Regions from separate parts of the Homo sapiens genome. Here region 2 is linked to region 1. A link is a loop called in an ENCODE intact Hi-C map of the cell type or tissue named here. Cell type or tissue: PC-3. All regions are shown on one strand. Links, peaks and the distances in the headings refer to the core of each region. The heading gives the core; the rest is flanking DNA.

What was found. A loop is a pair of places that touch in the nucleus more often than their neighbours do. Peaks named below come from ENCODE experiments on the same cell type or tissue, not always from the same donor. Only the 100,000 strongest peaks of a DNase experiment are listed, where the experiment ranks them.
Region 2: a loop joins it to region 1, with 5 times the contacts of the local background. A loop is called at or near these places in 1 of 110 quality-filtered maps.

Annotation. Positions count from the first base shown.
Region 1 is chr1:85,760,469-85,765,887 of GRCh38, forward strand. It overlaps COL24A1 (collagen type XXIV alpha 1 chain), which reads right to left. Exons shown (of 60, transcript NM_152890.7): 54 at 1,063-1,098; 55 at 928-954. Among named protein-coding and RNA genes, the nearest start is that of ZNHIT6, 55 kb to the left of the region's middle. In PC-3, for the core only: no CTCF peak of the experiment used is centred there; a DNase peak (open chromatin) is centred at 2,563; H3K27ac peaks cover 1,883 bases.
Region 2 is chr1:85,816,113-85,821,531 of GRCh38, forward strand. It overlaps COL24A1 (collagen type XXIV alpha 1 chain), which reads right to left. Exons shown (of 60, transcript NM_152890.7): 46 at 1,922-1,975; 47 at 676-783. Among named protein-coding and RNA genes, the nearest start is that of ZNHIT6, 110 kb to the left of the region's middle. In PC-3, for the core only: no CTCF peak of the experiment used is centred there; a DNase peak (open chromatin) is centred at 2,449; H3K4me3 peaks cover 1,181 bases; H3K27ac peaks cover 2,363 bases.

The DNA of each region.
Region 1 (5,419 bases), core at 729-4,728:
CTTCCTTGTGGCACTTTGCCTGGAAGTTATTCCTTGCCCCAATGAAAAGCTGAGGGAAATGAAGAGTTCCTGATCTGCTGAGAGTAGACCACAGGAAACCACCACCTAGAACTAGCAGAGATCTAAATGACATCAGAGCAGCATGTGAAATAAGAAGGCTTAAATGGCATAGGACTGACTATTGTTTGGGATGGTGTAGCGAACAGTAGATCCATGTTAGGCAGAAAATGTGACCAAGGACCACTGTATTTGACCAGGAGGCTGGAGGAGTGGGGTGTGGGTGAGGTTGCAGATGGAGAGAGACCTTTCATAGGGAGCAGAAAGACAAACAGACTGCGGAATATGAGAGTGGATACAAAGCATAAGGAAAATCAAACTTAGAATATCAGAGGGCATGAGAATAGCAGAAGCAACATAAACATTGCCTCAGAGATAAGGGTAGCAAGTTTTGGGTCATAGTAGTTAGATAATAAGCAAACATAAGAGAAGTCTGATGGCTTCCAGAGTTACCAGCAACTGAGAAAGATTTGATTTACTTCATGTAAATCAAAGAAGTGGATAACCCTGGCTGGCAAAAAGAGAACATTTAAAAAAGGAGAGTGAAGATGTAGAATTAGGAAGAAATGGAGATAATTAGTTTTTCAAGTGCTTATTATGTATTATACAATGTGCTGCATGCTTTACTTCTTACTCAACACTTGAAACCACCCAAGAAAGCAGGAGATACCATCTCCATTTTATAAATAAGAAGTCTGAGGCTTGGATTTCATGTTTGTGTAGCTGGGCCAGCCCTGTATCAGGTTAGCAAAAAAGAACAGAGGTATCCAAAAGGGATACCTTTTAATAGAGAGTTAACAGAAGGATATTTAAAAAGTTAATATGACATACTAAGATAAAACAAAACAAAATCAAACCAAGCAAACTTACTCTTGGGCCTGGTGCTCCAGGTGGACCCTAGAACACAGCAAATTAAAAAAAATACACATTTATTTAGTAGACATCTTAAACCAGGCAAACATATAAGCATCAATGGTAAACAGATATAAATGAAAACCAACTCACTGGAGGCCCTGGTTGACCTCTTGGTCCTTGAGGACCCTGGAAGAAATGGAGACAAACACAAGACCTATATATTATACTTTTGGTTGGGTATAAGCAAGATAACTAATATTCAACCTCTGTAACTGCCTTTCGTGCCAGGCAAGTCATACAATTTAAAATTGTTTTAGTATTCTAAAGTTATATGCTGTGGTACTTAGCAATCATCCATATTCATAAACAAGCTGGATATTTATTTTCCTGTTTATCGATATTATTAGAAACTGAATTTACTCATTTTAATAAACTATTATAAATGTAACATTTTAAAATATTAGTATTGTCTAAAGATGTTTTTCCTGTTATTTCTAACTACCATCCACCTAATCATCAAATATAGAAACTTCGGTGTTCTTAGACACATTAATTTCCTTTATCTACCTGTAAACTGGTTACTAACTCCTGTTGAGTTCACCTGAAAATCTCTCCAAAATAATACTTCTCCATTTTTATTGATAATTAAATGAATGAATGATGTTAAAATTAATTAGTATTAATTTAGAAATTAGAAAAGTGAAAAGGTGTATCGCAAAATGTCAAAAGTTATGTTGACATTTTTCAAAGCGAAGCAATAATTACTGTTAAAAATGCTCAAAGGCCCTGTACATCTGTTCAAAAGTAACTTAGATGTTCAGCTAAATGTTAAGACTATATTGAGTCAACTCCAATTACGGTTAAAAGATGGCAAAGCAACACTTATCTTCAGCTAAGTTTTGGATAATGTTGACACCATGCTTGACTTAGTATTAAGCATCTTGTATTGCCAAAGCTGTTAATCCTAAATATACTGTGATAGCTAGAACAAACAATACATAGTAACTTGAAAAGATCAGAGTACTCCAACACTGTGCCTGCTAGACATGTCTCAGTTTATCTGGTTTATGATTACAAGTTTAAGCAGAGAATGTACAAAACTTGTACATAATTAAATGAATGAATGATGTTAAAATTAATACCAGTTAATTTTAATACTAGTCAAAATTAATACTAGTTAATACTAGTTAATTTTAACATCATCCATTCATTTAATTATCAACCAATGCATATATCTCAGAAGCTGCAGGGTAGCTGACAGAAATGTCACATTGGAGATAGCCTTTTAAATATACAGAAGCTCAAAGTGAAATTGGTTATGTCCGCTTCTCCATTTTGGATCAACAATGTAAAAATAATAAACAGTTGCAATAGTCCATTCCACTTAGCAAGTTTTTGACATTTGGAAAATATCACTGATGGTTCAGTACAAAATACATATGTTACCTTTGACTTCAAAAGAGGAATTTATCATAGAAAAATAAGAAACAATTTCTACTGCTGATTTTATAAAGTTCACTTCAGCTTATTATTCAGAACAAGTCAGATCACAAATATGATCAAACAAAATACTTCAAACCCACCAGGATAGGGCAGGGCAACTCCAATGTAACCACATAGAATAGGGAAAGTAGCCAAGTTAAAAAAATATGATTCCAACAATATAACATTTTATTAGTTCTTTTTTATTACTCTAGCTAATACACCATTAAGGTGAAGTGATTCACTGTCTATTCTATATAAAGCTGTTTATAGGCCAGGCATGGTGGCTCACACCTGTAATTCCAGTACTTTGGGAGGTCAAGGCCAGCGGATTGCCTGAGCTCAGGAGTTTGAGACCAGCCTGGGCAACATAGTGAAACCCCATCTCTACTAAAATACAAAAAAATTAGCCGGGTATGGTGGTGCACTCCTGTAGTCCTAGCTACTCGGGAGGCTGAGGCACAAGAATTGCTTGAACCCGGGAAGCAGAGGTTGGAGTGAACCAAGATCACGCCACTGCACTCCAGCCTGGGTGACAGAGTGAGACTCTGTCTCCAAAAAATAAAATTAAGTAAGTAAAGTAGTTTATAACAACACCATGATTGTCTCTGTTAATTTTCTTTTACTTTCTTTTTTTTTTTTTTTTTGAGACGTAGTTTCGCTCTGTTTCCCAGGCTGGAGTGCAGTGGTGCGATCTCGGCTCACTGCAATCTCTGCCTCCCAGGTTCAAGTCATTCTCCTGCCTCAGCCTTCCGAGTAGCTGGGACTACAGGCGTGCGCCACCACTCCTGGCTAATTTTTTTTGTATTTTTAGTAGACATGGGGTTTCATCATGTTGGCCAGGCTGGTCTCAAACTCCTGGCCTCAAGTGATCCACCTGCGTTGGCCTCCCAAAGTGCTGGGATTACAGGCATGAGCCACTGTGCCTGGCCGTCTATGTTAATTTTCTAAAGGGGAACCAAATTACTCTGAATGGTTATGGTGGTTATTTGGCTATAGTAAAAACACTTCCTATGAAAACAAGATTCTCTTTTCACTTTATCCCAGAATTTACATACGATCCTCCAAAAGTAACATATTTTATCAGTATACTTTAAAAATACGTGTAAGTGCATATCCTTAAACTTGAGTATGTTAGTCTTCCTTTTTGTAAATTCTTTTATTTCATTTCCTAATGTCATTTCCTTTATGTCATTTCCCTTATGTAAATGCAATCTTGATTTAGCTTCATGATCTTTATTTTAGGCTGGCTCAGTTGCACAGAGCTTCCTTTTCTCATTTATAAACTGAGGAGCTTCCATTGTAGGATGTTTAGCAGCATCCCTAGCTTCTACCCACTAGATGCCACTGACATCTCATTCTTTTCCCCCAATTGTCTCCTAGGGTGGTAGGGGGACAAATGGCTCCTGGTTGAGATTCATTGGTTTGAAAGGAGAATTTAGTAATATTAAATAAGATTAACTAGATAGTAATGTAATTAGAATGGAATGAGTGAGCACCACAAGTCATAGGGCGTGACTGCAAATAAGAACATAAACTCTTCAAGTTGTCATGCGGGTGACAGCTGGGCTACTCTTGATCTAGGTGGAGGATACACACACACACACACACACACACACACACACACACACACACACACACACCATATTCCTTACCAAGACCTCCTAACCCTCTTTTTCTGAAAGGCACTATAATTTATAGAAAAACACAATCATATAGGAATTGGGAATCTGGGCTCTGGTTTTGTCTTTGTAACTTAATTTGCTATATGGTCTTAAGTGAACTGCTGCACATTTGGACCTCAGATATCTAAATTGTAATATAATAGGTCTAGTGAAGATAATCTCCAAGGTTCACTTTAGAATTATGATTTTCAAGACTTTTATCAATTTTCTTCCTGATGTGTGTTTTTTTAATTTTTAAATTTTCTTTAAAGACGGGAGTCTTGCTATGCTACCCAAGCTGGCTTTGAACTCCTGGGCTCAAGCAATTCTTCTGCTTTAGGATCCCTGAGTAGCTGGTACCACAGGCATGTGCTTCTGCATGACCTACCTCATGTTTTTTATCTGGATAAAGAAGGTGTACACAAGCATACAGATTGGGAATTTAAAATTTAAAGTCTGTACAAATGTAATGGTAAGTGTTCTTGAATTTAAAAAGTTTGATACTTTTAAATGAATGATTTATACTATTTATGAATTTTAAAAAGAAATACATACATATATATGCTTTAAATGCTTACTGTGTTAATATTTAGGACCTATTTCCCATATCCTAGTTTTTCCTTCTAATGCAGAAACCATCCTTCTCACTTTCAAATTGGAGGCAAATAAGACAACTGCTAATCAAGAACTGTGAAGACATATTAACTTAGAGATAATATTAGAGAAAATGTCAATGGGATGTTTCAATATTTTATGATTTCATTAAATAGTATATTATAAATATGAAGCAGCTAATCTGAAAATTCATGCTGAGATTGTTCTCTGTTTTTTTTTATTATTTCTATAGCTGTAAGTTATATGATTCAAGTTGTTACATTTTGTCAAAATTATTTTCAGGTCAGGTATAGTGACTCATGCCTGTAATTCTGGGGCTTTGGGAGGCAGAGGCCAGAAGAATCACGTGGGGCCAGGGTTCGAGGCCAGCCTGGGCAACACTGGGAGACACTGTCTCTACCGAAAAAAAAAAAATCATTAAATAAATAAATAAATAAATAAATAAATAAATTAGCCAAGTGCAATGACACGCACCTGTAGTCCTAGCTATTTGAGAGGCTGAGGTGGGAGGATTGCCTGAGCCCAGGAGTTCGAGGCTCCAGTGAGCTATGGCTGCACCACTGCATGCCAGCCTGGGTGACAGAGCAAGACTCTGTCAAGAAAGAAAAAAAATCCTTTGCCGATATCTGACACTAGGATATCATTTCTGCTATAAGTTAAAATTTTACTTAGAATTTTACTTAAGTTAAATTTTTACTAATTGTATCCCATTATTTCCAGCAGTCGTCTTTGCATTACTTACTCTG
Region 2 (5,419 bases), core at 643-4,642, 56 kb after region 1:
AAAGTAGAGGCCAACACTGAGCTACTAACACAGCAATGCTCCTTAGGGGATTAGTTCGAGCTAGCTGTGATTGTCCTCACAGGGGTAGACACATATTATAGACATGGATTTGCTATTCTACCAAAAGTTCTTCTGGTAGTTAAAATGTAGTTAATATATAGCATGAAGAATTACACATCAGAAGAGAGACAGCTGATGGACCTATTGCAATGAATGAATTAGATGAACACAGAGAAAATATTCACACAATTCTTGTAAAATACTGAGGCTATAAAAGTAAAGGGAAAATGATTTTTCACAGAACCTACCTTGAGTTACTGCCAAGACCTAAATGTTCCAAAGGTGGCTTAAAACATTTGATGAACTCAAAGTACAGCCAGGTTGTGTAGTCCTTAAGCTTTTGCTTCTTTATAGGTCTTCTTTAACAGATTTTATATTTTTAAAATGGCATGAATTATTAACACTATGAGTTATTAGATATAAAATACTGAAGAGAATGTACCTATTGACAGTTCCTGGAAATCCTAAATACAACTGCATAATAGCTATTAGAGAAATGAACTGGCTTAATCTGAGCCAATGCCAAAGCTAAAATAGATAGCCAAAATATCTATGGTCTAGCAAGGAGACACATGCATAGGAAATAATGAGCAAAGAGATATCCGTACTACTCACAGGAAGTCCCTGTTTTCCTGGTGGCCCAATTTTTCCAGGGTTTCCTGAAATGCCATCTGCTCCATGGTATCCTTGTATGCCTTTTGGCCCAAGTAGGCCTTGAAGTCCCTTGATAATTAAAAATTATTTGGATTGTAGAGATGCTGAAAAGATGTTAAGATGACAAATACTTTTTTATTTATTGAGCTGGAGAAGTTTACATTTTTATATTTTGTTCTAGGACAAATTTTCCTGTTTCCTGGATTCCTTAATGATTTACTATTTGGATTCAACAGATAACTTTAAAAGTTTAAAAGCCTTTAAAAGTTCCCCAAACAAAAATGCCAAGCTGATCAGCAATTTACTGTGTAACTTTTGCGCCTTAGTGTAATTCTCTGGTGTTTCTTATTGTGTCAACCAATATTTTATATAATTGTGGAGAAAAGATCAGCTATATGCACCTGTCAGCTTAGGATAGAGGTTATCATTTCCCATCTGCCAAACCTTGTATTGTGTTATTTTCCCAAGAAATAAATTATGGCTATTCAGCTGCCACTTTGAATCAGATAATTATATGACTGAAGTAAGGTCTGAACATTTTGTTTCTACACTTGGGCAACTAAATTTCATATGCAAGGATCTCTGATCTGAATGTGCTTATAATTTACATTCATTTTCTCTATTTTTTTTTCAAGCCAATACAAGTCACCCAAAGCAGGCATCTAATCCTTGGCTAGGGGACACCAGTAAAGTCTTTGCTAAAGAGCCAGTCAACACTTATCTGCCTGGCCAGGAGAGGAAACTGATGGTGAGGTAAAAGTTAATCTTTGTGATGAAAAGATTAAATTTTTTTTCCTAAGACTTTTTATTTGTCTAGAGAATGAGAGGCTGAGTCCTCTAAAATCTAGCTCATGTCATTTTAATTATGCTTGAATATCTCTGGCCTTTGTCACCATTCATTTTGTTACGATTCTAAGTTCTCTGTTTTTCAGTGGTTCACCGTCAGAAGCATGAGTCCACCGGGAGGGCTTCATAACCAGGAAAATAGCATCCTTCAACTGCAGGGACTTATATTTAAACAGCAAGTTTGGTTTTGAGTTAATGGTCATATTTTGTTCCCTCTGTGTTCCAGCATGGGTTTAATTTTTTTAAAAGACAATCTGATTTATCCAACATGATGACACAATTGGCCCCAAACTTTTCTGCTTGCTAAAGTTGCCAGTTCCATTTAGAAAAGCAAGAAAGATGAAAGAGGCCTGTTACTTACAGGAATCCCAGGTTTCCCAGAAGGACCAGGAGCTCCTTTTTTCCCCTTATTACCCTAAAGATGGAAAGCACAGTTGTCAATTGACTGTAATAATCTTACTTAAACTGAAGCCATAGAAAAGGACACTGAGACCTGGACGCTGCAGCAAGAACTAGCACGAACTAGTTGTATATCATTAGGATTGCCATTTAATTTTCCTGGGAGTCAGCTTCTTCATCTGAAAATGAGAAACTTTGACAAGATCATCTAGTAATTTCCTTGTAGCTCTCAATTATATGATTTAAGAATTTAAACTGTACTTCTAAAAGGGACCTGAATAGATTATTTAATAAATGTCCCTACTTTCAGGAAGGGCCTTGATCTCCTTTTGAAAATGCTACATATTTACTTAATTCAGTAAACATTTATTGAGTATCATGTATCAGGGACTCTGTCATGCGCTTGGAAGGCAAAGGCAAAGTTCCTCCTTACAAGGCACTTACAGTGTGGTAAGAAGAACATGAACTGATAGCCTAAAATGTGCTTTTCTGGAAGAATAGAGAAGAGCATACTTGTGATTCAAGGAAAAGATATTTATTTCCCACGGAACTGTTTGTTTTTCCATGTGTGAGATGTTTTAAATCATAATTGATTCAGCAGTAATGGGTCTGCCAGGATAGTTAGGAACTTTGCTCTTGCAAATCATGCCATTGTTCTGATGACATTCTAAAAGTATTTAAAGAAGAAAATGTGGAAAAGGTGACTTGGTTCACAAATAAGAAAAGGAATCATGTTGTCATTACCAGACACATTTCTCAGAAATCATCAGAAGTTCTCACAAACAGGATAATCCCACTAAAATGGGATGTTAAATCATTCAATTTTGAAGACAAATTGTGCTAAAGATTCAGTTTAATAATAACAACAAAGAAACAACTTCAAAAGATGTTACTTTTTTGACAACCAGCTTAAACATTTTATGAAGAAATAGTATATGTTGTCACAGAGAAAAAGAGCATCTTCTCTAAGAGATAAAAATCCAACTTTTGCAGGATTTGACAATGGGGAGATATAAGGATCATGGGTTGTACTTCCAACTTTGAAAACTATTGTACTTGTCTTAGAAGTCACTAATGCAAAATGTTTCTAAAGATGAGGAAACCAGAAAATGGGATAGTTAGTGACCTGGGTTTAATTAAAGTATACACATTTCTAGAGCATATGATCCCTATAAGTAAAATATGTTTTTCCTAACACAATAAAAAAGCAAAATAAACAAAGACTATTTTAAATAGTGGAAAAAAGTTGTGATTTCAGTCATCTTGAAATACTTATTAAATAGCATATGAATCATAATATGCAATTATGTTAATCAGTGTGTTTTTTCCTTTACAGTATTTCTTTTTATGCAACGAGATATATCTGTTCTATACTTTTGATTTTTCAAAATAGACTTTTCCTTGGCTTTTGAATTTTAAAATAGTCCAATGAAACTCATGGTGGGGGTAACAGTTTGAAAAAAATATGTTTTCAGTTTCAAAATCATGTTTTTTAAACACAAAAGCCTGACTCTTAAATATTAAAAGTCTATCTTTGAGTTAAAAACCAAGGTTTGTTATAAAGGACTCAAGTCATAAAATTTATGCTATAAAGAACAGATTTAAAATAATAATAATAATGTAACAAAGAGTTTTTCCCATGAAAGGGGATAAAGATCCTCAAGCTGGGGAAAGGGAAAAGAAGAAGAAAAAGAGAAGCGGGACTGTTAGACACTGACGGCAATCTCTGAAAAGAGCCCCTTGCCCCTCATCCTACCCTTGAGTCTTTCTCTTTTCCTTTTTTTTTTTTTTTTTGAGACAGAGTCTCACTCTGTCACCCAGGTTGGAGTACAGTGTCATGATCTCGGCTCATGGCAACCTCCACCTGCCAGGTTGAAGTGATTCTCCTGCCTCAGCCTCCCAAGTAGCTGGGATCACAGGCATGCACCACCACACCCAGCTAATCTTTGTATTTTTAGTAGAGACGGAGTTTCACCATGTTGGCCAGGCTGGTCTTGAACTCCTGACCTCAGGTGATCTGCCCTCCTCGGCCTCCCAAAGTGCTGGAATTACAGGCATGAGCCACCATGCCTGGCCTGCCCTTGAGTCTTTCTTAGGGTGGATAGAAACACTAATGCTCCCAGATAAGTTTGGGGATCTGGGCACAAAGATGATGCCTAGGGAGACTAAAGTCCTCATTGAGAAGTCCACATAAAGTACATAGAGTAAAAATCTCTGCATGACATGTCTAGGACAGTGGGATTAAGAATGTCTTTCTGAGTCCTCCAAGTACCCTGTATGGTGTGGGGAGCAGAGAATGTTATTTATATGTGGCCAAGAACAGAAGAAGATGGCCCTGAGAGGCCTGAGGAGGTCTTGTACCTGAGATGAGCAAATAGCTGCACATGCCAGCATAGGTCAAAATACTTCTGGCAGGAGGGCCAAGGTAGATGCCAATACGGTGAGACAATAGCAACTGTGGGCCAAAAGTGATGATGTGCATTTCAGGGGACACTAGTGTGAACAGATGATGACTGAAGACTAAACTTATTTTCCACCTGCCTTCCCTACCATCTGTAACTCCAAATTTGAAAAGAGTGAGTGGGGAAAACTCTAAATCAAATGTAGGATATTTGAGTGAATGGGGTTAAAGGCAGTCAATGGATTAGATTTACAGTACATATAAAATTGTGCTTTCTTTTTGCCTGGCCAGCACTGAAAAATAGGTAGAGTGGCCCATTTGAAATCAGATCCATTTTGAAAGGCTTCTGTTCATTGGGACTGTGCTGGTTCACAGACTACTAGAGAAAGCAGTCTGATTCTTTTGATAAGGGAAATATTTTTTAATATGCAACGTTAATACAAACGCTTGTTTTTTGTTTGTTTAAATGAGGCTGAAGGACAGTTATCTAGATACTTCACTAGTTCTAACACTCTTTAAGAAGGCAGCTTTATAAAGCAAAAATAGATTTAGAGAGTTAAGCAAAAATTATTCTTTCTTTTTTCACCAAGAAATTTCAATTCATTGAAATCTGGAATTTTGTTTTGGGAGAACAAATATTTTGGCTTGAGTCTTGGTCTTTGAGAGTCATTATAGGACAGTTCACTCACATTTGCATTACAAAAGTCTTTTAAAAAATGTTGGTTCTGCAATTGGTTTTGACTTGCTCTAAATTTTTCTTTATAGCTGCCCACAGTCTTATGCCCAATGAATGAATTGGTTGGTTAGGTTAAATTAATCATATTTTACTTAATTTTTAAAAGATTACAAGTAATAGGCTTCTTCATAATAACAGGAGCTAGGAAATAAAGTTTCTAGTGTTGTTTCTGTTGCTAATTAGTTCTGTGATTTTAGGTAACTCATAATCTCTCTGGGATTTTAATTTCTTCATTTGAAAATTAAGAGGGTTATCCAGATAATTTTAAAGGGTCATTTCCAAATCTAAAAAATAAATTTAAAGCTTTGCAAAAACAAGATGAC